2 separate regions of the Homo sapiens genome follow, and region 2 is linked to region 1. A link is an interaction called in ENCODE POLR2A ChIA-PET data of the cell type or tissue named here. Cell type or tissue: OCI-LY7. All regions are shown on one strand. Each heading gives the region's core, and the rest is flanking DNA. Links, peaks and the distances in the headings are about the cores only.

The links. ChIA-PET counts read pairs that join two places held together with the same protein. Peaks named below come from ENCODE experiments on the same cell type or tissue, not always from the same donor. Only the 100,000 strongest peaks of a DNase experiment are listed, where the experiment ranks them.
Region 2: POLR2A ChIA-PET joins it to region 1 with 10 read pairs; 3 of 35 experiments call an interaction of 5 or more read pairs at or near these places.

What each region holds. Positions count from the first base shown.
Region 1 is chr6:110,315,481-110,326,371 of GRCh38, reverse strand. METTL24 (methyltransferase like 24) reads left to right here. Exons shown (of 5, transcript NM_001123364.3): 2 at 3,500-3,598; 3 at 10,891. Among named protein-coding and RNA genes, the nearest start is that of METTL24, 37 kb to the left of the region's middle. RefSeq lists an enhancer at 2,925-3,532. In OCI-LY7, for the core only: no CTCF peak of the experiment used is centred there; no DNase peak of the experiment used is centred there.
Region 2 is chr6:110,201,120-110,212,010 of GRCh38, reverse strand. CDC40 (cell division cycle 40) reads right to left here. Exons shown (of 15, transcript NM_015891.3): 3 at 10,324-10,453; 4 at 4,422-4,505; 5 at 2,788-2,927; 6 at 1,208-1,304. Among named protein-coding and RNA genes, the nearest start is that of CDC40, 26 kb to the right of the region's middle. In OCI-LY7, for the core only: no CTCF peak of the experiment used is centred there; DNase peaks (open chromatin) are centred at 5,950 and 7,300; H3K4me3 peaks cover 2,092 bases; H3K27ac peaks cover 3,109 bases.

The DNA of each region.
Region 1 (10,891 bases), core at 2,577-7,576:
ATGCAGGGAAAATGATCTATTTTAATGCTTAGGTTCCATGAAGATGGACAGCTACGTGGAAGTGTGATTGGACAAAAGGGTCTGATGTAATGGTAATAGACTGAGCGGGGAACCCCAGCAAGGCCTGTCTGTTCAGCTTCCTCTTGGTCTCTCTGTGTAGTGTTTCTTCCTCCTGGGTATGGGGCAAGATCCCTCTGGAACAAAGGTATTTGGGGAGAAGGGAGAGAGTGACCTTTGTAGATTTTATGGCTTGCTTTGGGAAGAGGGTCTCCAGTTTCTCTCACCTGCCTTGCGGAAGAGGAATTCTGGTTTCTAGAACTCACTTTGGGGAAGAAAGAGGAGTGAGAGACAGGAGGGCCACAGAAGGTCAGAGAGAACTCGCCTTTGAGGCCCATCCAGTGTCTTTTTGAGACAGTCAAGTATAAAGGGGACCCCAGAGAAACTCTGACCAGCCTGTGCACTGGGAGGAATGCACAACGGGCCAGAGCCCCTGGGAAGTTTGCACCATTTGCAGTGGGGAGGAGCCTGGCCTCTCCTCTTCTGGGGTGGAAACTGGGATTCAATCTGTGAGGCAGGAAGCCAGCTAGCAGAACTTTTGCTTTGCTGAGAGTCCCTGTTTCTCTTTTTTCCTTTTTGCCCAGTAAATTCCATTTTTCTCACCCTTCAAAGTGTCTGTGAGCCCAGTCTCTCATGGTCATCTGACAAAGACCCCATTTTACCTGAACTAAGGAGAAAGTCCTACAACACTTTAAAGTTCATACCATGCCAAAGCACAAGACTTTGGGAAATCATATTCTGAGCCCCAACAACATCATAGTCTGTCTCCCTTGCATTATTTCAGTCAACCCCCCCTTTTAGGCCAGCCTACCTCTGAATTAGGATCAGCTGGAGCAGGAGTCAGCAAACTACAGCTTGCAGGCCCAATCCAGCCTGCTGCCTGTTTGTGTAAATGGAGCTTTATTGGAAGACAGCCATAACCATTTGTTTACTTACTGTCTATGGCTGCTTTTGAGCTACAACAGGAGGCAAAGAGTTGCAACAGAAACTGTGTGGCCTGCAAAGTCTAAAACATTGGCTATTTGACCCATTATAGAAAAGATTTTCCAACTCCTGATTTTGAGGAAAACCATAACATGTGAACTTCATCATTTTCATCCAGGGACTCCTGGGCCAGATGCTCGGGGCCCTTGTGAGTGGTCCATGACAGTGAAGTGGGAGGTTTTAAACCCCGGGCCTAGCTGAGTGCTCCTGGGACATCATATTGCTGTGCTGGCTGCTGCAGCAACCTGGGAAGCACTCACTCTGTCAATGTGACCAAGCAGGACTGGAGGCATTTGTGTTTAAATGTGTTGATAATTTATGATTTCAGAATCGAATAATTTCCTAAAGAGAACAACTCTCCTGAATATTTTAGCATTTTACTATCGAAGTTATTTTGTACATATCTGTCTCCCCCACCTGACCATGAGTGCCTCTTGGGAGAGCCTGGGTTTTAGTCATATCTCTATTTACCAGTGCCTGGCACAGAGTGGCTAAGGCTCAATAAATATTGTTTGACCAAATGGTAATCAACATCGAATTCAGAGAAGGAAAAAAGAAATGAGGGTGTGGGAGGCATTAACTGGAAAGATGTATGACTTAATGTTCTCCAGCTCTCTTACTAGAGTCTCTGCCTGCTCAGCCTGCACAGAACAAGAAGAGCTACAAGAAAAGGCTGTTCTTTCAGAAGGTGTCCCTCAGGGAAGACTGGCTACATGATTCGTGGGCCCAGTATAAAATGAAATGCAGGGCCTTTTGTTCAAAAATTTTTAAGAATTTTGACTGACTCTAGGCACACTGCCTGTGAGTTAGCCCTGCTCTGCAAGGAGCAGTAATAAAAAAAATAATAAAATTACTAAGAATTTCGAGACAGCATCAGCAGAGCATTAAACTGAGCATGGCCTCCTAAGACTGCACAGGTTGCATGCCCATACAGCTGGCCCTGCCCTATGGGTTCCTGAAAAAAGAGGCAGTCTGCGGGAAACCAGGGAGGCCTCCTTCAATCTAGAGGGACTGCGTGAGGCTCAGCCCCCACAAGGGTAGTACAGGCTGTGGGGATGTGAGACTGTGGGCTCTACAGGGATTCTGCAATGATGTGTGTCTAATAATGCCAAAACTGAATAACCCTTGATCACTTCCAAAGCGCTGGTATTGATCTCAGACGCCCAAGTGAGAATGGATTCCTCTTCCCCAAACCCAGACCGTCTGGCTTCACATAGACTAACCTTGTTCCCCACTACTTTCCTGTTTTCTATGTAACCCCGAGTCACCTAGGCCACCCCATCTAGGGGCAACAAACCACATTTGTACTAAAGCATCTCACGGCTGGCCTGTCTAGATGTTTCTTTCTTGGGTGCTGAGAGTTCCCACCACAGTACCTGACTGGAGAACACTGTGTATATGTGAATGATCCCTTTATCTTGCCCCCAGAACCCTCCCCTGCCTACTTCCTCACCATATAAAAAGGGGTTTAGGGGCCCATTCTCACTACACTGCAGGAAACCTATGCTATGACGCCCAAAGCCTTTCCTGGCACTAGACATTGACCCCGCCAGCTGCTGGAGCTCTCCCTTCCCCCAGCCCTTCCCTACCCTGCACGAGCCGTCCCCACCCCTGGGAATTGCAGCAAACCTCCTGGAGGTCTCTTGGTGTTGACAACTATAGGTGGGAGTTTTGAGCTCTAATAAGGATTTCCTGACTAGTGCCCCCTTTTTACTGGAGGGGCTACCATTTTTGTTTCCTCCAGACCATTGCATTCCCCCAACCCTTCATCCACCCATCCTTGCTACAAAAGGGGGCTGAGCGGGTCATCCTTAACCACTCTGTTCTTGGGAGCACCTCGTAACCTCTGCTAACAGGTGGTGGCTGCCTCACAGTGCTAGAAAGCCACCCTCCCCAGCCCTGGTGATGACAGTTCTGGGGTCCTCGCTCTGCCTGTGCAGGGTCCCAGCAGCCAAGGGCCGTGGTCCCATCTCCCTGCACTGAGGAAGATAAACAAATGCCCAGAACAAAGACAAGCCCCCAGCATTATGGTGCTTTGTTTAGAGAGGCACATATTCTTGAAGCTCTAAGCTTTGGGAGACTGTCGTCGATAAGGGAGTTTCTTTTCCCGGAGGAGCACAGCCTCATATAAAATAAGCTGCAGTTAAGGGAGAGCCCAATGGGGTCAAGTGGAGTTTGCCTTTGATCATACATGCAGAGTCAGACAGTCCTGGGGCCTTTGCATTCTCCTGCAAATTCCCCAACCTGGGAGTTGTGCTGTCTCCGGCCTCATTTGTCTCCCTGCGACTGATGTGGCCTTAATGACAGCAGCTCGCAAAGAGCCTCCTGCTGCCTGTGTGCATATGTGTGTGTTTTGCTGACAGCCAAAGCAGCCTTGCTTCCTCTCTGATACTGTGTCCTTCTCCTCCCACCCAGTTCCTCTTCCTTACACACAACCTATGTTTTCTGTCTCTTGCAGGGTCCCCGGTGGCATATAGATCTCCAGCCTTGGGCAGGCTCTGCTCAGTCCCTGGATGAAGAAGCCTGGAGGTTCCTGAGATATATCAGCACCACCCAGGTTGTGTTTCAGGCTCAAAGAAGTTAGAGAAGAATGTGAAAGATCCTGATTGCCTCTTTTGAAAGAAGGAGGTGGGGGAGGTTCTCAGCGACTCCTGATGAGGACTTGATGGGGAAGTGTGTTCAGAGGCATTGTTGCTTAAACTCATCCACTCACTTGGAGGCAGATAAGATACCTTCCATTTGCTAGGGCATGTTCCTTCCTCCAAGAGTGTCACCAACCTGAAATGTTTAAATGATTCATCCCAAAGTGTTTTAAAGATCCACTTTAGAAAATTGCTTTGGAAAACCATTTGAAATGACAGATTGGTCCCCGTGAGTAGGCAGTCGAGTATGTCACAAAACAAAACCATCATCTAGAGGTTCAAGCACCATTTTGTATTTGGAGGAACTTGCCTTTCCACTCTTCTGTCACAGATGCTTGGCAGCCAGGGATGTGCTAGGCAAGAGAGCAGAGGAGGCTTTGCAGGCAGTGTGCTGAGGAGTTAATGAATCCAAAGGCTCTCTATCTCAGAGCACTTGAAATCATTACTGAGCACGGGCCTTTATTAGTGACTTAACACATTGTGGTAGTTCCTGCCCAGCTCCAGGCTGAGCCAGTGCCCCGAGCAGGCAAAGAGACTGTCCATTAAGACAGTCTATGGCTCTTGACATGTTAATCAGAAGGTTCCATTCTCAAGTTGCCTGATCCCAGGGGGAAAGAGAGACAGAAAAGGAAATCAAGGCCCAAGGGAAATTTAGCCCTGAACTGAGAGGTGCTAGCAAATTAGCAGCTCAGACTGCCTGTGAGCTGCACAGAGGCCCACTCAGGAAGCTGCACAGTGGAGCTGGTGCTGCACGGGGGATCCTGGATTTTTAGAATCTCCCTCAAGCCCACTCTTGACATCCCTGTTCTCCTCCCCAGCCTCTCTGGCAGCAAAGCGCTTTTCCTCCGTAGGAGAGAATATATTTCCAGATCTTTAGGAGGTTAGTTAGTTTAGGGGTAAAAGAAAGTCTCATTTATCATATAATGCAGTGAGACAATCATAGGAATTTTAGTATTTGTCACCCAAACATGGACGTAAAAGCTTGTTGAATTAATCATGAGTGATGGGCTGTTGAATTAGTCCCTGTGCTTCTCATGATTTTATCTTATTTTGCTGCTGCAAATTAATTTGATGGACTTAGGCAGACTTAATTAAAATACTGAAATTTTAGTTTTGTAGTTTGATTTTACATGAACGATAAGAATCTGGACCTTTTAACTGTGATTTTCAAAAGCCCTTAAAGGCTCCAGAAGAAAATAAGAGGTTTTAATTTTATGAATCGGATTTGAGAACTATGGGCTTCACTCGCCAAAATAAATTTATGTAATGCAAGCTACCAAATTCCATTCTATATGTATTTCATGTTAATGTTCCATAACTTATAAAAGGCATGTTTGCTTAGAAGAAGCTATTGAGGCATGAAATGGTCATTTTTAGATCTCTCTTGGATCTTTCCCAGAAACTATGGGCTGAGAGGAGAAAATTTTTCTTTTCTTTTCTTTTCTTTTTTCAGAGACAGAGTCTCCCTCTGTTACCCAGGCTGGAGTTCAGTGGCACAATCTCAGCTCACTACAACCTCTGCCTCCCAGGTTCAAGTGGTTCTCCTGCCTCAGCCTCCCGAGTAGCTGGGATTACAGGAGCCTGTCACCATGCCCGACTAATTTTTGTATTTTTAGTAGAGATAGGGTTTTGCCATGTTGGCCAGGCTGGTCTTGAACTCCTGACCTCAGGAGATCCACCCACCTCAGCCTCCCAAAGTGCTGGGATTACAGGTGTGAGCCACTGCGCCTGGCCAAATTTTTTTTTTTAAAGCATCCTCCGTAGTCTGATCTTGTAAACCTGGGTACTTCACTTTGCTTCTCTGGCTCTCCTTGTTCTGATCCTGAAATGGAAGAGATTGTATCAAAATTATTTCTAAGGTCCCCCTCAGTTCTGTGAGCTTGTACTGTGCACAGAGCAGTATAGAATGGTTATTAACCAAGTATTTTTGAGTGTCTACAAGGTGCCAGGAACTGTTCTGGGCCCTGAGGATATAGTCTCTGCCCTTAAGGATCTAACCAACTCTTTGTGAAGGTGGATAACTGGATGTATAATTATTATTCAGCTTGATGAGCGATAATAGAGAATTTGTTGTTGAAGCTCACTAGAAGGATTTTTGTCCTCCAGAAAGAATGACGTAAAATTCCGGACCTCACAATGGTTTTTAATGCGGGGCCATTTTAGCCAGATAAGGTTCTGTGCTTTGATGTACTTCCGGGTTACTAGAAGGCCAGCAGATGGGAGTCACCAGAGATGACACTAAATGGTTCTTAATCAGAATCTTTTACTAACCAATGCTCCCTCCCCCTCCGTATGTAATGCAAAGCTTTATGGTTGCTTTTGGGGCTTATGCCTCATTTAGAACTCATCTTGACAATGAAAGCCTACGAAACTGGCAGAATATTAGAGTCACTGTTACCTAAAAATTTCAGTTAGCAGAAGTGAGTCATAATGGGCAAGGAAAAAAATAAAAGCTCTGAAGGTACTAATGCAAAATCCACCCCCATCCTCTTATGCTGCTTTTTAACATTAAGAAATATACTTCCCTCAAATCTGTGCTCAAGCTTGTACAGCAAGGCCAGCATTTGGTATGTGCATCATTGATGTATTCATTCCTCAATCCAGAGGGTATTTGTTGAACACCTGCTTTATGGCTGGCACTGTGCCAGGCCTTGGGATATTAAGCCTCAATAAAACACCCCTCCACACTGGTAAATAGGTAGGGTGCAAGAGAGTTGGGTGTTCTCTAACAGGGGGGAGACAGATGGATGGGGAAAGCTTCCTAGGCCAGAGGAGCCCGGGAGCAGAGGCATAGGGCATAGGACAGCATGGCATGAGACAGCAATGGGCGTGGCACCCCTAGACTTGTGCATTGTGGTCCTGGAGGCATGGTTGGGGTCATGCATTTTTAAATGAAATTCCAGAGGATATGGTGTTTGGGTAGAGTGTGCGGAACATCAAGCTCAGCTTAATTAGGTACTATTTTTTTTTTTCAATGTGAAAGACCATGATACACGACAGAGTTCTGTAGTCCGTGGTACACTGTCTGCTGCTAACAAGAAATAGTTAAATCATAAATACAGTGCTCTGTTCTAAGGGAAGTCTCCAGATTCAGCTTTTCATGGCAACCCCCAAACCATATGCCTCCAGGAAACATGCCTTGCAGTATAAAATTAATCTAAGCAACAGTGGCTGTTTTTAAAAAGAAAAAATAAAATATGTTTTAAAGCCTGTTTTTCTGTCTGTCATCTATCTATCTATCTATCTATCTATCTATCTATCTATCTATCTCTACCTCTCTACCTAGTTATCTACCCATCTATCAATTTGTAAGAATAACCTAAGAATAAGAACCCATGCTCTGGATATTCAGAATATAACTTTACAACAATAGTATCTGTTGTATTTACTGCTACACACACACACACACACACACACATACACACACAGGGATAAAAACAATAAGCATACAATTCTGCCCTCGAGTCTTTCAAAAATAGTGGTACTGTATAAACATAGAGCATAGAGTTGATCGTTCTGTAAACACGCAGATCATTGAAGTGATTCTTAAGTTCCAAAATTTTAAGGGCTCCCTTTGCCAGATTCTACTTATGGGTTGGCAGAAATACCATTCAAGCTTTTGGGATACAAAATGAAATGAAAATAAATTAGATCCCTTTAAGTTAAATAATTAAAAAAATTTCACAAAATATTTTTTCCTTTGTCTAGGCCTAATTTGCTTTATTTGGCTAAAATTACAAGGGGAATTAAAGAGAGACAGAGAACATAATTAGTTGAGTTGGAACTTAGCTAGAAGTTACTGCCCTCACTTATTTTGCTTACAAGAGAGCTTATTGAAGCCCTGGCCATAAATCTTAACTAGAAAGTTTGAAAAATCAATAATTAATTTTTAGGAGCAGAAGTTTATGGAGGACTTTCAGTTGTTTACAAAAGCTAATGTCTATCAATGAGGTGTTTAATAAATGGTTAAAATTGAATAATTTTTGTGTTTTATTTCTTTTCTTTTCTTTCTTTCTTTCTTTTTTTTTTTTTTTTTTGAGGTAGAGTCTTGCTCTGTTGCCCAGGCTGAAGTGCAGTGGCGCAATCTCGGCTCACTGCAACCTCCGCCCTCCCGGTTTCAAGCAATTCTGCCTCAGCCTCCCTAGTAGCTGGGATTACAGGCACATGCCAGTATGTCCGGCTAACTTTTGTATGTTTTTTTTTAGTAAAGGCGGGGTTTCACCATGCTGGCCAGGCTGGTCTCAAACTCCTGATCTTGTGTGATCTGCCTGCCTCGGCCTCCCAAAGTGCTGGGATTACAGGCGTGAGCCACCACGCCCGGCCCTTGTGTTTTATTTCTGAGCTAAGAAAGGAAGAGGGGACCTTATCAGGGGGAGTGAATGAAAAAGAATGTCTCTTCAATAGAGATATATCTGTCCAAGATGAAATCTGTAGAATAAGAAGAAATGCTTAAAGTAGACAAAGTGTCATCTTTAATAAAATAAAACCCTAGTTCCTGACTTTAGCAAAGGAGGAACTGCTGGACCTGAAAGCCCTCACTGCGGATCTTCAATGCCTACCTGACTTTTGGAGGCCTCTGGCTAACTGTCAGTGCTAACCCCTTCAACCCATTGTTAGGGTTGGGAGTCAGAGGGGCTGATGTTTTCAGTTTAAAGCTCTGGCCCAAGTATAGCCTCTTTTAATTTTCTGAGGCAGAGATGTGACTAGGCTGGAACCTTTCACTGGGGCTTTACAAAAGGCCTCCAGTAAACTCAAAAGGCCATCTGCATAAAAATCACCTGGGGGAGCTTATTAAAATGCATGTTCTCAGGTATCAGCCTCAAAGATTCTGAGTTTGTAGATCTGGAGGGAGGCCCAGGAATCTGCATTTTAAGTACCTCCCAGGTGATTCTGATGTAGGCGGACCGTATGTTGAGAAACACTGTGGGAAAGGTTAGAGCTAGGTTTGGATGGCATTAGGAGGGAATGATGAGCAAGGTCCTGCAAACATCACATCTTCATCTGTCATTATGGAGGTGTTTAGGGAGATACGTACACAAAGAACAATAGCAAATGGGGATCATCATACCATTTTAATAAAAATATCCCAGGAGACTTCCCCCAAGCAGATGGCTCTGGCTTATAAGGTCCAGGCATGCTTTGGGGGCACACACAGCTGCCCTGGACTAACTAGTTTCCCACTGGAGGTGGAGCTCAGGAAGGTGCCCATGTTTAAGACACAGTAATCTGTCCACTAGCAGAACAGGGTCCAATGAACACACTGAGTTCTGACTAACTAGATTAGCAACTTCTCTTCCCTTAGGTGAGTGGGTGGAGAATAGGAGGTGGGCAGGCAGAGACATAATTTCCATTTATCTGTGGGAGAATAGTAGGAGATGAATTATCAAATTAACATGTTGACGCACCCAGTTAATAAATGTATTCTGTAGCTGTTGCTTCAGAAAAGATTCAATTCCATTTTCTCTGATTATTTTGTCCTTTAAACAGTTGTTGGAGATAGAGAAGTAGAAAAATAGTGGATTCCAGGAAAAGATATATAGGGGTTTCACTTTTTCAGCTTTCCTCTGAGATGTCCAAATCCTACCAGAAGACTTAACATTCACTGATAAATAGTGCAGGATGATTTTGCCAGGCCAGCCGGAGGGGATAGCAAGAGTAATGCAGATGCTGTGTTAGTCGAATAGGCTCCACGTAATATGCTCTTCTTAGATTAAAATTTTGGAAAATCAGTTAAAGGATTAGGCAAGCCTAGAATATCTTTTTTTTCTTTTCTTTTCTTTCTTTCTTTTATTTTTTTGAGACAGGGTCTGGTCTTGCTCTGTTGCCCAGGCTGGAGTGTAGAGGCACAATCATGGCTCACTGCAGCCTCAACCTTCCAGGCTCAATTAATCAACCCCCCTGAATAGCTGGGACTACAGGCACATGCCACCATGCCCAGCTAATGTTTATATTTTTTGTAGAGATGAAGTTTTGCCATGTTGCCCAGACTGGTCTCGAGCTCCTGGGCTCAAGCGATCCTCCTGCCTCGGCCTCCCAAAGTGTTGGGATTATAGGCATAAGCCACCATGCCTGGCCCTAGAATATCTTCTTAGGAAGAAAATTACTTGCTGTTAATGTTTTCCAATGGATGAAAGCAATGAATCTCAAAACGTTCTTTGCATCTGGAGCGGTCTGTGGTCTATGCTGTGACAGCAAAAGCTGCTGCATTCATGGAGCATCATGATGACTATGAGAGTTCTAAGGGATTGGGGGAAAATACTGTTGCTCAGTAAGGTAAATATCTTGGCCACAGAACTTATTTTCCTTATTTTCTTTGGTTTCAACAGCCTCAGCTGTGCGAAATGTACTAGCCTCAAATACAAGTCAGAATCCCTTATGAAGTATATTTGCTTTGTGTGCAGTTGAAATTAGAGACTTGCTTTTGCTTGACTTACTCATATATTCCTTTGGTTTTCTTATCTAATTTTGATGGATGAGTTAAGAAAAGTGCTTCTGTTAGCTCAGGAAGAGCCTCCTGCCTGGGGCTGTTGCCCTTCTCCCCCAGGAGGAAGCGCATTAGAGCAGTGTATCACAAGGAACACTGCCTTATCAGCAGGGACTGCCTATTACTTTCACTTGACCCATGATCAGCTGTTTACCTTGGATAACACCTGCCATCCTTCTGGACCTTAGTGGCCCCACCTTATCTGCCTGAAATAAGGGATAGCTAATCTTGGGAGTATGCTTCTGAGATCTATGCCTATCATTGTGCCTCACATCTTATAGTAGGGACTCTGTGAGTAACGAAGACATCTATGCATGGTGAGCACTGTTCTCTGTGTCTGGACTGCCCTTCTTGGTCCAAGCCTCTCGGTTCATCCTCCAGGACTAGCACCCCTCTACAAAGGCTTCCTGACACAGCCGCTCCTCCCACCTTTTGCTCCTGATTTGTTCTCTCCTGCACACCCTGTGCACATGGCTACAGCAGCTCTTAACTTCTCTCCAAACCTGCATATAGTCTCCATGAGATTACTTATTATCTAGTAATTGAAATTTCTCCAAACACTTTATAGCAGTCTTGTGGTTCCCTGGGGAGGGGAGTTGTTAGCAGTGGAGGAGATTATAACTTTCCTATTACGGTTTTCAAGGATGGGGAAGCAATAAGTCCCTACCTGCTATTTATCATCCAACATTTCAAATTATTCACATTGATTTCCAATCTTTACAGA
Region 2 (10,891 bases), core at 3,749-8,748, 120 kb after region 1:
ACTCCAATGATGTCAAGATCATGAGTCAGCTAAGATTTAAGTGCTTAAAATAACTGCTATCATTTACAACTAGAGGTAGTATTTCGAAATTCCTAAATATCCAGAGATTATAGACCTTTAGATAATATCTATACTTCTTTTCATCACTTACACATCTTAGTGATCTATAAAGACTTCACTGTGGCATAATTATAGCAAGGGAAGATAATACTTGGGCCTTGTTAGTCACTGGTAAAGAAGCAGAAATAAAACAGGTTAAGAAGGAAGTTAAAACAAAACAAAATATATCAACTATCCTTTTCCCCTGCTTTCCTCTCTTATGCCCTTCCAGTTCCTTTTCATTTATCTTTTCCCACTTTCATCACAAATTTTACAATAAAGTCACCTGTGAGAATTAAATGACATAGTATATATACAGCAATTAGCAGCATGCCTGGCACAGAGTAAGTACTCAATAAATGTTATTTTTATATTATTGTTATTATAGTTTTAAGTACCATAGTACTAAATAGACTCCTTGGAGATAAAACTGAAGCTTGAAGAACCAAATATGGCTTCATCAAACCTAAATATCTGATGTAATATAACATTAGAATAAGCAACACTGTAAATGCTAAGCTATTCTTTACAGTTTTAGATAATCACTATGTATTTTCCTAAATATAACTAATTATTAACAGGTACATTCTAGAATACTTACGATTTGTTTTGGTGAATATGCATTTCCTTCTACAAGTCAAAATAAGTATGAGAGCCTTAAGCTCCATCTTTTCACACGAAAATCCAAGTTTATTCTGAATATAGCTGAATAACGATTATGAACTGTGAGGATACCTGAGTATTTGGCTTCATTAAAAACATTTAAAATGACTGGGGCACTATTAATACACCAAAAGAGTCAACTTTATCTTACGAAAGAATAGATTGTGGACTATTCAAGTTTCTTTTTATCTACCATTTAATAAAATTCATTCACACTTGGAAAAAAATTATCTGTGGCTATCATTAATCATGCTATTTTTTCTCCTTTATCAGTATACAGAAGTCTGCTGTAATTTCCTTGGGATACAAATTGTCCAACACAATTATACTTAACATAATGATTTTATTACAGCTGATAGTAAGGGTAATTGATATTGTATGAACAGCGAACAGAGTAAATATGAAGGTTTTTCATAAAAATGAAGATGTACAAAAAATATGTTACCATGTAAGATTGTCTTCTCCTCCCCAGGTTTCTCTTCTTCCTGTTTTCCTTTTTTCTGCCTCTTTGCTGTGATTTCATCCAATTCTTTTTGCTCTTCCTAAGAAAATTAAGGAGTGAAATTTAAAATGAATGTTCTAGAACCTCATTATACCTAAAGTTGGTTATAAATTCTTTATAATGACTTCTACATATCTGGTCCGAGTATGTTCCCAGGATAACAAGCTCAACACTTTTTTTTTTTTTTTTTTTTTCTGAGATGAGTCTCGCACTGTCGCCCAGGCTGGAGTGCAGTGGCGCGAATCTCTGCTCACTGCAACCTCCCTCTTCCTAGTTCAAGCAATTCTCCTGCCTCAGCCTCCCGAGTAGCTGGGACTACTCGGTGCACACTACCACGCCTGGCTAATTTTTTCTGTTTTAGTAGAGACAGGGTTTTACTGTGTTGCCCAGGCTGGTCTCGAACTCCTGAGCTCTGGCAATGCGCCCGCCTCGGCCTCCCAAAGTGCTGGGCTTACAGGCCCGGCCAAGCTCAAGTCTTCTATAAGCAGAGACTGATTACCTCTTCCACAAATTATGAAATGGTACTAAATACATAATGGATACTAGATAATACTTTTCAACTATATAAAATCAGTTTTCAAAACTTATCCTTCTGTGACACCTAGAAATAAATTTTAACATGTTATACTAGTTATACAAGTAAAAAGACAAGGCAATCAGAAAATCTAGTTTCAGAATGGAAACTGAATTTTAGCACATAATGTTGTTTTTCAGTTAATTGTTTTTACATACTCCTAAGGATATAAGTGATAGCTATACATTTGTGACACAATTTTTTTGGGAGGAGCTGGGGACAGAAGATGGGGTAGTAGTAAATCTCTATCTATAATAACAAGTCAACAGATAAAATCTAAAATAAAAAATAGTAGAATAAGTTTATTCATCTTAGATATCACCTGTTTATTTCTATTACTATAAACATGGATTTACTGGATGTAAGTAACAGCTAGAATATAAGCTTCATGAGGTCATGATTTTCTTGATCTTGTCCACTGCTGTATGCCTGGGACCTAGAACACTCTCTGGCTCATGGAGACAGTGAGATTAGGAGGTGAGGAAGGGAACGGCAGAGCATTTACTTTACAAACTTTATAGTAGTTTTTAAGATATATATAGAGATAAAATTTGTTGAAAATTTTAAATAAATTCATAAATCAATAAAATTTATAATCAATTCTAGTGTCACAGAAGGCTGATTTTGTAGTTACTATCTGAATGTCTAGTATCAGAAGAGTAGCTACCATGGCAGCTTAATAGCAATATCAAGGAAATCTTTATGAAAATTGTTCAATATTGTATTTTAATAAAAAAGCATGAGAGAAAACAAATCAGCAGAAAAGGTAAATAAAAATATCCCAAAGAAAAACAAATAAATTTTATTGTATATTTTCAATCAACTAAAGGCAGAAAAATTTTGATGAGTCATTTGGTTCTCTAAAGAAATCTCAAGTTTATTAATGTAGATATCCTTCATAGAGATACAGCGTATACCTGAATTGACAATTAAAAACATCAAAGCTTACTTCTGAAGGTTTGGCTACATCTTTTTCATCCACATATTTTGCCCATGGTCCCAAAAAACCATCAATATTGGATGCATCATTTTCTTTAAACTTTTTCCTCTTTTCTGTTTTCTTCTGACCAGTTTCAAATACAGTTAAACCTACGTTAACAAAAAAAAAATTAAAAAAAAAACTGAGAGATTACAAAGATGTACATTTTCTAAAGAAATATGAACATATGTTTAATTTTATTTTATATGGTTAAAGAAAGATGATTGTTCAAGTGACCCCAGAGTTATTAAAAAACAATCTACATGAATCTACCATATACGCTGACTCATGCTACAGAAAAAGGGATTCAACCTTCTGGGCAAAGACACTTAAAACTAATTCAATATTCTGCAAATTCTAATACTGTATACTTAAAGAAGAGACCCAAATATGTACTCCTACAATGGCGCACAAGCCTTTTATTGAATCAAAAAGCTGTGTCAGTGGATTTGTACGACTTTCTGGAAAAAACTCAGAAACTCATTATTGCTAAGTAATAATAAAGTGACATTTGGAAGCAAGAATAAACTGTAATTTATCATTTTAAAACTAAATTAAACTAAATTACTGTAAGTACTTAATAACTTATCTTCACTTCACTTGTAATGCAAAAATGTAAATCAAACAAGGTTTCACCAGAAATGGTATTCCTTCCAAGTGATTTCAGTCTCATCTTGACCTCTAATATCATTAACGTTAACAGTAAAAGAAAAGGAGAAGGAGGGTGTTTCTGGTTGAGATTTTGATTTGATTAGTAGGAGGTGGCATACTGTGTATAGTCATTAACTTGGAAAAAGAAAGGTTTGTGGAATCATAGTCACAAGTTAACTAAGAATCTAGCTACCTTTAGATGGGACTTGCAGAGGTCTAGCTTAAAGAAGAAATGTCTACCTATATTAATTCAGGCTATGTTTTATAGCAAAAGCCTGTTAAAATTCTATTTTAACAATAATCTAGCTCATATACAGAGACCAGCCAGATCACATAGGATCTATAGCTACTAAGCACAAATGTCCCATGCAACCAACCAGCAAATTACTTTTTAAATTGCATTTTATGGATAATATTCTAATGGACTGATGAGGCTTGTGACAAGTTAGCGTTTAGCGTATGATGTTTTGTCTTATTGTAAGTACAAAATGAATATGAATACAAGCATACATACAACACATATTCAAACTCAACCTTCAAAGCAACTCTTCAAAGACAATCTTCACAGACTTACCAAATAAAGTATTTCTACTCTGTTAAAATGAAGCTTGACATTAATGTTGAGAAATCAATTGCCAAAATTATCTATACATTAGTTGTAATTTATTGAGTGATTTCTACAGGGTTGGCATGGTGCCAAGTACTCAAAGTAACTCAAAGAGATATGTATCATTATTTTCCCTACAAGATTCCACAACTAGTAAGCGGCAAAAGCAAGCTCTAAACTGTAACATTTCTGAACTATATTGCTCTAAACTGTATCGCTCCATTGTTTCAACTTTAAAAAAAAAAGCGCTAAATACTATTTTTTACTGTCTAATTAAAGTCACTCTGCAAGACACTAATTATAGATGTGTAGGTATATATGATATCAAATGTTTCAAATAAATTACCTTGATTTTTTTCAGCTTCTTCTACAGAACCAATATATTTAGCAGACACTTGATGATTATCTAATGAAGGGTCTAATGCATAACCTGAAAGCAAAAAAGTGAAAATTATTAACTCCATTTTGCTGTTTAAATTCATTTTATTATTATAATACAAATATACACATTTCACATTTTCTTTCCCAGATGTCAAAAATGATCTCTAACTCAGGACCAATCAGGACCAATCATTCTGCCCTGAGCTATATTGCTTCCTTTTTTTTTTTTTTTTTTTTTTTGAGATAGGGTCTCACCCTGTCACCCAGGCTGGAGTGCAGTGGTGTAATCTCGGCTCACTGCAACCTCCGCCTTCCAGGCTCAAGCAATTCTCCTGCCTCAGCCTCCAGAGTAGCTGGGATTACAGGCATGCGTCATTACCCCTAGCTAACTTTTGTATTTTTTTGGAGAGATGGGGTTTCACCATGTTGGCCAAGCTGATCTTGAACTCCTGACCTTAAATGATCCACCGCCTTGGCCTCCCAAAGTGCTGGCATTACAGGTGTGAGCCACCACTCCCGGCCCCTGAGCTATATTTCTATTTAGAACCCAAAGCTATATTTTTCTATTTAGAACCCAAAGCTCAGGCTAGACTCCAGCATAATATGTTTCTTATAGGATGAATTTTGCATACTGACATTACATTACTAAGAGCCTCTCTGGCCAACACATCAAACTTTAGTTTTAAATATTCTAAGAGCTTGAAAATACATGTACATGATGCACTTGGAAATCTAGAAACCATTTTCCTTTTCTTCTTGGTAATAGATATTGCAGGGCTAAGTTTATCAAATTATGTAAATTATTAAATAAAAAAGGGTAAGAAGATTACATAAAATCTAGCTATTATTTTGAAAATACCATTTGCAGTAAGGACAGTCTTCCTTCCCAATCTTAATATATTTCTATTTCATCAATCATTCTTTATATTTCCTTAAGAGAAGGAAGGATATCTACCAGCATACGAATGTGCTTTTTAAACTAATTATAAAGTATGTAGCTACATATAAATGTGGTCTTCAGTGGTCCATGGGAATTTAAGGAAAGAAAGTCTACCTAAGTTAGCTCAAATCAGTTTTTTTCTCAAATGGGTGTGCTAGCACAGTAAATGTTTGGTAACATTAGTCTGGTATATTCACAAGAGTGCTAAATCACTGATCACTTTATGGCCTACAACTCATGTGTACGATAATAGAATACATAAAAAAGTACTAAGCCCATTTTTTCTAAAGGGCACATCCTAGAGGATAGACTTATTATTTTCATTTTTCATCCAAAGTAGTCCCAGCTACTCGGGAGGCTGAGGCAGGAGAATGGTGTGAACCGGGGAGGTGTAGCTTGCAGTGAGCTGAGATCGCGCCACTGCACTCCAGCCTGGGCGACAGAGCGAGACTCCATCTCACACACACACACAAAAAAACAGAATATAGGGAACTTCTTTTGGGGAACAGAAAAAGATTCATCATGAAGCATGCTTTTCAAACAAGCTAAGGATGTAAGTGCTGAACTCACCCTCATGATATGCTATAACAGAACCAACCACCTGGCTATTAGCTGATTTGCATATAGTTTTTTTCAGCATTAAAATATGTTCTTAACCAGAGGAGAGAGCTTGGTGGCAGAAAATCAGCCTTTGGAGTAGAATCTCTGAAATCACAGGTTCAAATCCCATGAGTTATTTTGTCTTTAATCTCTTTGATGTACAGAAGTGTTCTGCACATAACTTTTTCCAAAAAATGAGACTTTTATAAGCTCATACCATGTTAAAAGTTTCCATTTCAATAATAAAAAACGTATCTAGCTAGAATGTAAATTTCTACTTTGAAAGGAGACTTAACGTCTACATAAATAGCATTTCATGACGCGTCTGGAAGGGTGAAGGAGTAGACAGAGAGGGAAGAGGTATCCCTGGTCCTTGTCTCTGTGTAAGCACCATTCCCCAACTCATCTGGCCACTGTCTTGTTACTCAGAAAAATAAGTTATGCTTTCCTCTTGCTCCACATCCTCTGTGGTAAAAATCTTTACTGCCATACCACCATCCCCACTACTGCCTTCCACCCCAGGTGATTAGAAAACAGTATTATTTTCCTTTTACAAATAAGAGTTAAATATTTGGCCTTATGTCTTACTACAAATCAGCCAGTGATAGAACAAGATCTAATTCTAACACTACTAAATTTCAGTCCAATTTGTTTTCTCACTATCTTGTGTCTCAAATAAGTGAATATTTCTACATTTCTTAAATATTCTTATCTATCTTCCTGAAGCTTGTTTTCCCTTTTATCTTTTTAATGGAATTAATGTCTACTTTCTTCCCTTCGGCAGTCTTATTTGAAATGGCCATAATATTGATTTTATTATTATACCCTTAAGATTATTAAACTAATAATAATTATTAAAACTAATTCCATTAGGCAAATGAAAAGAGACTATAAACAATTTGCAAAAGAATGGTCATAAATATATGAAAAAACCTTCGACCTCACTAGTAGTCCGGAAAAATCAAGTTGCAATAAAGAAATATAATACTTTGATTATCAAGTAAACAAAGGAAAAACAATCATATGGATCTTTGATGAAGAGAAATAGGGCCGGGCATCGTGGCTCAGGCCTGTAATCCCAGCACTTTGGGAGGCCAAGGAAGGCAGATTACTTGAGGCCAGGAGTTTTGAGACAAGTCTGGCCAATATGGTAAAACCCCATCTCTACGAAAAATACAAAAAAAAACATTAGCTATGTGTGGTCGTTCATGCCTGTAATTCCAGCTACTCAGGAGGCTGAGGCATGAGAATTGCCTGAACCCCAGAGGTAGAGGTTGCAGTGAGCAGAGATCCCACAACTGCACGGCCTGAGTGACAGAGCGAGATCCTGTCTCAAAAAAAAAAAAAAAAAAAAAGAGAAATAGGACTTTTATACACTGTGGTGGTAGAGTAGGTTGAGAGAATTCTTTTGGAAAGCAATTTGATAATATATACCAAAAGCTTTTAAAACACATATTCTTTTACCTACGTTTGGGAACTCATTTAAGAAAATAGTATAAAATAATATAAGAACATGTAAAGTTTTATGTACAAAAATATTCACTACCATGTTTTAAAATGCACTTTGTAGCATAACATACATCACATTTTTAATAGTGAAAACTGGAATCAAACTGAAATCTAAATGATACAAGTAATTCTTTTAAAAATTATATCTTTGTTCAGTAGACTGTTTTTAAAAAATCATTTAAAAATGTTAATAAGGGCGGGCACGGTGGCTCATGCCTGTAATCCCAGCACTTTGGGAGGCTGAGGCGGGTGGATCACAAGGTCAGGAGATCGAGACCATCCTGGCTAACATGGTGAAACCCCGTCTCTACTAAAAATACAAAAATTAGCCAGGCGTGGTGGCGGGTGCCTGTAGTCCCAGCTACTAGGGAGGCTGAGGCAGGAGAATGGCGTTGAACCCAGGAGGCGGAGCTTGCAGTGAGCTGAGATCGCGCCACTGCACTCCAGCCTGGGCAAGAGAGTGAGACTGTCTCAAAAAAAATAAAATAAAAATGTTAATAAAGGATTTCAAATATTGAAGTTAAAACTCATGTTAATAATTATTGTGAGACTAAAAGTATTTATTTAAAATTCTATTTTCCACTTCTGTAGGTGGGTGTAGAGAAAATTCTAGATGAAAGTCGAACAAAAGGAAGAAACTTCATTGAGAAGCCCCAAGTAAGACTGGCAGGGGAGCAGGCAGAAAACAGGACAAAATTCACACAACCACTGAGGGGCTGAGAAGTCAGGAGAAATACCATAAATGCAAGCTAAAAGCAAAACTGTAGAGTAAGTAAACGGGATGACACAGTAAATGAGACTATTTTCAGTGATAAGGACTCTACAGGTGGGCTCTATGATAAACTAACTGCATTGTAGAATATAAATCTTCCAGAAATAATTCACTGAGATTATAACAATCTTACAACTTTTAAAAATGGGAAGAAAATTAAAATAAATATTTGTATTATATTCCAGCAGTGATAGCCCAGGGTTATGAGATTGAGGTAAAACTGAATTCATGTGTCACCTCCTGTATGTCTGTTAGATAACACCACTACAAGGTATAAGAAAGGTTTGCTTCCTTGCACTTTGCAAATGAGGGAAGGTAACGGAAAGGTCTCACAGCCTTACATTTCATGTGGAAAGATTAAAAAACAAGAACAACAACAACAAAAGTTGATAGGAATCTGGTATAGGAATTACTATCAGAAGTCAGATAAGAACTTTCTATAAGAAAATTATAGGACAAACTAATAGAAGTCATATACTTGCTCAGTACCTGGGGGCAAAGAAAAAACAGACAGTGTTAAAACTAAGGTTTAAAGAGACAGTTGTTAAAGCTTAGACAAGACTGATCTTATTTACTAAGTTCACTTATTAAGTTTACTTGAACTTAATAAACTGTCTCTTTAAACCTCAGTTTAAACCTAAATCTTACTAAGTTCACTTGAACTTAATAAATAAGATCGACCTTATCTAAGATCTATCATAAAGGAGACAAACCAAAATTTTCTTAGTTTTGTAACTGGCCATTCCGTTTATTTTAGGCTGCCTAATATACTATAGCCCCAAATTCATTTTTTGTCTTTAACTCAATAGTTCAACCTGTGTCCTAGCTCTCCACTTCCTAGTGGGAGAGGCAAAAATCTCCCACTTTATTTTATTTTAGGCTGCCTAATATACTATAGGCTGCCTTTATTTTAGGCTGCCTAATATACTATAGCCCCAAATTCATTTTTTGTCTTTAACTCAATAGTTCAACCTGTGTCCTACCTCACCACTTCCTAGTGGGAGAGGCAAAAATCACCAGATACTTAAAACAAACAAACAAACAAACAAAAAAACACAACCCATTTCTGAAACCAGGTCTAAAGCCAGCTGAAGAGTTTTAAATCCTTATTCTTGTTATAAGGTAATTTAAGAAGAAAAGTAGGTATCGGTATAAACTTACTTGGACTTTTGTTTTGTTTTAAAGGAAACAAGAGAACTAAATTATTGCTTAAGGTCCTTCTAAAGTCGAAGACAATAAGTCTTTAAAAGTCTCTTATTATAGGTTAGAATATAACAAAATCATGATGTAACAGTTTATTTTTATGTGCTGCACATTACTTTAGATTTACATGGGACCCCTTATACAAGCAATGGGTATAACATATTTGTAACCATTTTATTGGACTGGAAGTGTCATAGAACTGTTTTGGGTGATTTAAGTGGTATATAGCCTTGGCTGTGATATTTGGTACATTCTAAGTCTATTACAATCTTACCATGGTGAAGTATGATCTAATACATGATAATCCTCTATACAAGCAGTTTCCACGCACATTAAATTTTTAAAATCCCACCACTGGTAGGATGTAATTATTTTACATAATGAATTTTTCGCTATTCTCTTTCCTGATACCCTTCAGTGATCAAGAGAAAGCATTTCCAAGATAAGATTTGAGAAACAGAGTAAAGTTAAATAGCCTATAATAAGATAAAAAAGTAACCTCTTAACACTATCTTTTCATTTGCCAACTTTAACAGCAACCTACATGTAATGGATATAAAATAACAAATGTCCATTACCTAGTACGACAACAAAGAGCATTCTGGTTAAGATCACAGAATATTTCCAGTACTCAGAAATCACAGTGGATTTACAATGACAGCTAAAAATATGAGTTCACCTTCCCATTTATATAAATATTTAAGGATATGTATAGGAAGGCATACTATCCTTTCTGAAGGAATCCAGTGAATTTTAAAAGCCAGAAGATAAAACAGACTAACACACACAGATCACACTTCTAATAAAGCCAAAATTGAAACTGCTTAAGTCTTATCACCTTACCATATGTTGCAAAAGTTCTCCTTTGCTGCTCAAACATGAAATCATTGATATGAGCTGGTTCGGCATATCCAGAAAGCATATTTCTAGGGGCAGCCATTTGCTGTGTCCTAAAGGGATTTTCTGGTCCAAACTGCAATGTTACAAGAAAAAAAATAAAATAAAATAAGAAAGACACAAAAGTTCTGAGTATATGGAAGTTAGAATTACTGGAATAACTGTACAAAAAAAGGGCCTATTAACCTATCTGGGAACACATTAGCCTGATACGGTTCAGTGCAGCTGGGCAATGGCTGATTAGCACCATTTGTCAGCCCCTGGGACAGAAGGAGAGGAACCCCTCTCACTCAAATCTATATGTAGCTATTTATTTCAAGAGCTCAGTAGCCCCATGTGGTTGTCAGCTACTACATTCACATTATTGCAGAAGTTCTACTTCACAGTGATGCTCTAGATAATTGAGAGTTACTATAGTTTCCCCAAACCATGATTTCGGGGATTTGGGGTGACTTTTATATCAACAGTGGTACTGTCATATAATTTTTTTTAAAAACTACATGTTTCTTTTCCA